Linked DNA regions of Homo sapiens: region 1 is linked to region 2. Evidence: read pairs that join two places in POLR2A ChIA-PET (ENCODE). Cell type or tissue: Panc1. All regions are shown on one strand. Each heading gives the region's core, and the rest is flanking DNA. Links, peaks and the distances in the headings are about the cores only. Region 1 overlaps EXOC6 (exocyst complex component 6). Region 2 overlaps EXOC6 (exocyst complex component 6).

Region 1 (2,818 bases), core at 68-2,567, 99 kb before region 2:
TTTGCTCACAATCTCATTGTGCTGATAAGGTAAGAAAAACATCAAAAGAGCTGGATCTTCACCATTCTTGCCTTTCCTCCTGTATTTTGGAAACGCTGTTTCTGGTCTCTTTGTTAGGGCTAAATATTACTTGGGCATCAGATAAATTCCGAGGAAATTAACTAGTATTTTCTTTACCTGGATTTAATATACTTTAAGTTGGATGCATTCTGTTCAAACAAAAGGAAGCAGGTATATGACTTTTTTTCTTTTTATTTATTTTAATTTTTAATTTTTTTAGGGATAAAGTCTCACTCTGTTGCCCAAGCTAGAGTGCAGTGGCATGATCATAGCTCACTGCAGCCTTGAACTCCTAGGTTCAAGCAATCCCCTTGTCTTAGTGTAGTGTTGGGATTACAGGCATGAGCCACCACACCCGGCCTTTTTTTTTTTTTTTTTTTAAATATAGTAAGCTGAATCCATCTTTTGTCCCATTTTTAAACTTATTATTTTTTTTTTAGGAAGGAGCCTAAACCTCCATATTCAGCAGAATAGAATGAGATGATGAGATGTTTTATATTATATATATATGTGTATATATGTGTATATATATGTGTGTATATATATGTGTATATATATGTGTATATATATGTGTATATATATGTGTATATATATATGTGTGTATATATATGTGTATATATATGTGTGTGTGTGTGTGTGTATGTATGTGTATATATATATATATATATATATATATATATATATTTTTTTTTTTTTTTTTTTTTTTTTTTTTTTTTTTTGGCGGAGTCTCACTCTATCTCCCAGGCTGGAGTGCAGTGGTATGATCTCTGCTCATTACAACCTCCACCTTCTGGGCTCAAGTCATTCTCCTGCCTCAGCCTCCTGAGTAGCTGGGATTATAGGTGCCACCACCATGCCTGCCTAATTTTTGTATTTACAGTAGAGGTGGGGTTTCACTATTTTGGCCAGGCTGGTTTCAAACTTCTGGCCTCAAATGATCTGCCTGCCTCGGCCTCCCAAAGTGCTAGGATTACAGGTGTGAGCCACTGCACCCGCTATATGCTATTTTTATGATGTAAATTTAGCTTAGACTACAAATTATATTGTTAAAACTGTTAGCAGATTTTATTGGCTAAAAAAATTGTAGTATTATTATTATTATTATTTGAGACAGAGTCTCACTCTGTTGGCCAGGCTGGAGTGCAGTGGCTGAATCTTGGTTCACTGCAACCTCAGCCTCCCAAGTAGCTGGGATTACAAGCATGCGCCACCATGCCCGGCTAATTTCAGTATTTTTGGTAGAGGTGGGGTTTCACCATGTTGGGCAGGCTGGTCTCAAGCTCCTGGCCTCAAGTGATCCATCCACCCCAGCTTCCTAAAGTGCTGGGATTACAGGTGTAAGCCACTGCGCCTGGCCTGTTTTTTGACTTGTGAGAATAGCTTTTCTTTTTTTTTAGAATCAATGAAATTCTACTCAGCTTAATCTCTGATGGACCAGGTATATTTACGTAAAAACTTTGAGTAAATAAAATGTTGGCTTATTATGTTAAGTTTCAGGGTTGAGAAACCTATTTCCTTATAGTCATGTTTAATAATACCTCTTTGCCACCGTCAGGTGCATTGTAATAGCCATGAAGATGTCCTCTAAGTTTGAATGTTTTGTCCCTGTCTGATAATAAACCTTAAAAATTGGGTACTGATGGAATGAGCAAGAGCCAAATTCAGCTTATTCCCCTACTGGGCTATGTAAAATAGAGAAATAAAGGGAAGTAGAGGTCAGCCGTTTGTTACTGCTACTGTCTTCGTTTTTAAGGCTAGGCCGCAACTCTTAGTTCATATAAGTATTGTGTTCCTAATGGCCACCTCCAGAACTACCTGCTTTCCTCTATTCATCTTTCTGTCCTACTATCCACTTATAAATGTGTGTGTGAGGCATCATGGTAGGTATTGGAACTATAAAGTTGGAAATGACACAATCTCAGCTTTTGAAGGATCCTACAATCTGTGAAAGGAAAATAAATCTTGGGACCCCAAAATCACTAAGCCAAGAAAAAAGTCAAGCTGGGAACTGTGTCAGGCAAACCTGCCTCCTATTTTCCTCCTGAATAAGATAGGTACAAAGATAAGAAGCTACATACTCCCTCACAATTTGCCCACTGGAAATTCCTTATGGACAAAGGACAGACAGAACACAAAGTCATCCCTCTGAGGCTCACCTGAGACAAATCCATATCTGATTGCTTCCTCTGCCCTTTTATTTGTATAAAAATGCAGATTCACTGGGCCAGACTAAATTGTATATTCAGTGGAAGGCTGATCAAGGACTCAAAAGAATGCAACCTTTTGTCTCTTACCTTCTTCTAATCTGGGAGCCCCCACTTCTGAGTTGTCCTGCCTTACCAGACTGAACCAATATACATCTTACACGTATTGATTGATGTCTCATGTCTCTCTAAAATGTATAAAAGCAAACTGTACGCCTGACGACTTGGGCACATGTTTTCAGGACTTCTGAGACTGTGTCATGGGCATGCCCTTAATCTTGGCAAAATAACTTTCTACATTGACTGAGACCTGTCTCAGATACTTGGAGTTCACAGATCTTATGGGAATAAAGACACGTAAGTCATCAGTTGCAGTGCAGTTGCCTAACTCCTCCGTGGATTAGGAGGAGTATGAAAGGATGTGAGAAGTCATAGCTTGGGCATGGTGACTCATGACTGTAATCCCAGCACTTTAGGAGGCTGAGGTGGGAGGATCATTTGAGGCCAGGAGTTTGAGAACAGCCTGGGCAACATAGGGAGTCCCTGTCTCTACA
Region 2 (2,818 bases), core at 80-2,579:
CATGCTGTCTTTGATTGGCACAGCCTGGCAGGGAGGATGGATGAATCTGTCACCGGCTGGTTAATTGTGTTACTGGTCTCAGTCTGACATCAGGTCTTTGACTCTTAAGTGGCTCAATACAAAACAAATTAGCAGATTGTAGTCATATTTCTCATTCTATATGCTTTGACTTTGTTGAATGCAGTCCATAAATCATATTGACTGACACACAAGTAAATGATGAAAGCTGTTTTTGAGACATGAATCTAGAAAGCAGCACTGTGAAGGTGCCATGGAAGGATGCATATGGTTGACCCTTTGGGAATTTCCTAGGAGCCAAATGTCTCTTTACCACAATTGTTCTTAGAAGAAAAGCTTTTCGGTAATGCAAAAAGGATCTAATATGTCAGCAGATTCTCTTTTACAAGTCCTTTGAAATATAAGAAGTTTGTCTAAGGGTTTTCTCTCTTTGCAAGTTGTTTTCAGCCAAATGTTAGAGCAGGGTAAAAAAGTAGTTAACTTTAAAAGCTTAGCAGGTGTTTTTACTTATTTATTGAACTTTGTAGAGAGAGGGAAAATGTTGGTAATAGTTGCAATTAATTTTTCAGATGAGGGCAAGAGAAATTTTGAGGTGCTTGAAATTTATTAAATGTGCTGTGTTTTCTCAGTCACTTCACTTAATTATTTTGGCTTTTTTTGTTAATGTTAAAAACTAGAGCGTCTCTAATGAAAAGGGCTAGTTTTTAAAAGATCGTTGTAAAAGTACTCAGACTATTTTTATTCTAGAAAATGATATATTATTAAAGGCATCAATAATAATAATAATAATAATAGTGTTCAGAAGATTATACCAGAGTGTGCCAATGGCTATAGACATTAAAAATAAATTTTCAAATATATTTTCGGGTGTGTAAATTTTTGGAGTGTTAACATTTCTATCTAAAAATATGTAGTACATGAAGTTTAAGAATAGTTGTATACATTTTATAGTTACAAAGTAGACATTTAAAAAATATTGTATAATCTTATGGAATATAACTTTTAAAAATTTTAAAGAATCTGAACTTTTGATATTGTGAACTTAAATTTTGAGCTATTTATTTCATCTGAAGATTTATAAAATATTTTATAAATATTTTAATCTTCTATCTTTGAGAACAATAAGCCTGGATTTAGTATGCCTAATCAAAAGAAATTCAATGTTAGGATTTTAGTATTACGCATGATATTTAAATAAAGAGCTAAATTTGTGTGTGTGTATGTATGTGTGCATGTGTGTTTTCATTACTTATTTCCACCAGGTTTCTGGAATAGCCTGTGTCTACTCTTACCATCGTTTTCAGCTCCAGTGCTATTGCTATGTAATCATTTGTAGCGTCTGAACCCATGTTAAATTTTAAAAGTTTACATAAAACAATACCACTTATATTGTACAGTGTGTTTGCTTATGAAATTAATTTAATAGTAATTTTCTGGCAATTTATTAATCAGCTTTTGTAGTTAGTACATGATAGTGGCAGCATGCATAGGACATGGAGCTGATTTGATGGAGAAGCACATTAAACTAAAATGCACTAGTTGTTCCATTAGGTCAAAATGACATTTCCATTAAGTATTCTGAAGCCTATTACATTGTAATTAAATGACATGCCATTGATTTCTCCTTTCTCTGCTTCCCCACTTCTCATTCATATTGATATTATTCTGCTTGGGGAATGGAGCTGCATGTCTCCCAGACTAATTCCTCTTGAGTTTGGGGGATCTTGGATCATGCTGGGTTTTGCATTGTTTGTTACATTCCTTTTTGGCAGTTCATCAGTATCTGTCAAATATATTGTTTGCATCGGCTTTTATCTCTTAAGTTTTCGATTGAGAAATTGACATTCCGTTTCACATATGCAGTTTTTCACTGTGCATAGTGTCTAAATGCAAAAAACTCATTCAAAAAGTTGTTTGTTTCTAGTCTGACTTTTAATGTGTGATTTAACAAATGTTGTAATAAGCATCTTGAAAATGTATTTATGTTCTTTATTACCTTTTTCACAAATCAACCCTATGTAATATGTTTTTGTACTAATATATTGTAACATTTCTGTTTGGGAGATTTTGGTCACGATTTTGTAGCTTTCTGGCCTTTGAGATAAGTAGGAAAAATATAATTATCAAATATGACTGGGTAAATATTTGTTAATGCAAACGAGGCAAAACATGGCATGTCTTCCAAAAGTAATTATTTCTGATGATATTCATAGATCTTTGAATCCTATCATAGTAGTCATTCCATCATGAAATCACATGATTGTCAGTTGAAGGTAGCCATCCTAGGAGCAGTATTATGCAGGAGAACTTTACCTAAAAGAGTTTTTATAATATTTTAAACCTCTAGTTGAAATGCAAAACCTGTTTAAAAAAATAATTTATCTTTGGGAGGCCAAGGCGGGCGGATCACAAGGTCAGATCGAGACCATCCTGGCTAACATGGTGAAACTCTGTCTCTACTGAAAACACAAAAAATTAGCCAGGCGTGGTGGTGGGCACCTGTAGTCCCAGCTACTTGGGAGGCTGAGGCAGGAGAATGGTGTGAACCCAGGAGGCAGAGCTTGCAGTGAGCCGAGATTGCGCCAGCCCTGGCCACAGAGTGAGACTCTGTCTCAAAAAAAAAAAAAATTAATTTACACTAAAAGTGATGTAGTTTTGTGAGTCAGCTGTGTAATGCAGAGGCTAAACATTTAAAAAGGCCATTTTTAAGAAAACAATTTAGGCCATCAGTAAAGTTCATGTAGAGTTTTAGGAGATTATTATAGTAGGAAATATTTTTTAATGATGTATATTATACTGA

What was found. ChIA-PET counts read pairs that join two places held together with the same protein. Peaks named below come from ENCODE experiments on the same cell type or tissue, not always from the same donor. Only the 100,000 strongest peaks of a DNase experiment are listed, where the experiment ranks them.
Region 1: POLR2A ChIA-PET joins it to region 2 with 10 read pairs; 3 of 35 experiments call an interaction of 5 or more read pairs at or near these places.

Annotation. Positions count from the first base shown.
Region 1 is chr10:92,895,439-92,898,256 of GRCh38, forward strand. All of the region lies in intron 4 of EXOC6 (exocyst complex component 6), which reads left to right. Among named protein-coding and RNA genes, the nearest start is that of EXOC6, 48 kb to the left of the region's middle. In Panc1, for the core only: no CTCF peak of the experiment used is centred there; no DNase peak of the experiment used is centred there; H3K27ac peaks cover 1,158 bases.
Region 2 is chr10:92,993,975-92,996,792 of GRCh38, forward strand. All of the region lies in intron 18 of EXOC6 (exocyst complex component 6), which reads left to right. Among named protein-coding and RNA genes, the nearest start is that of CYP26C1, 65 kb to the right of the region's middle. In Panc1, for the core only: no CTCF peak of the experiment used is centred there; no DNase peak of the experiment used is centred there.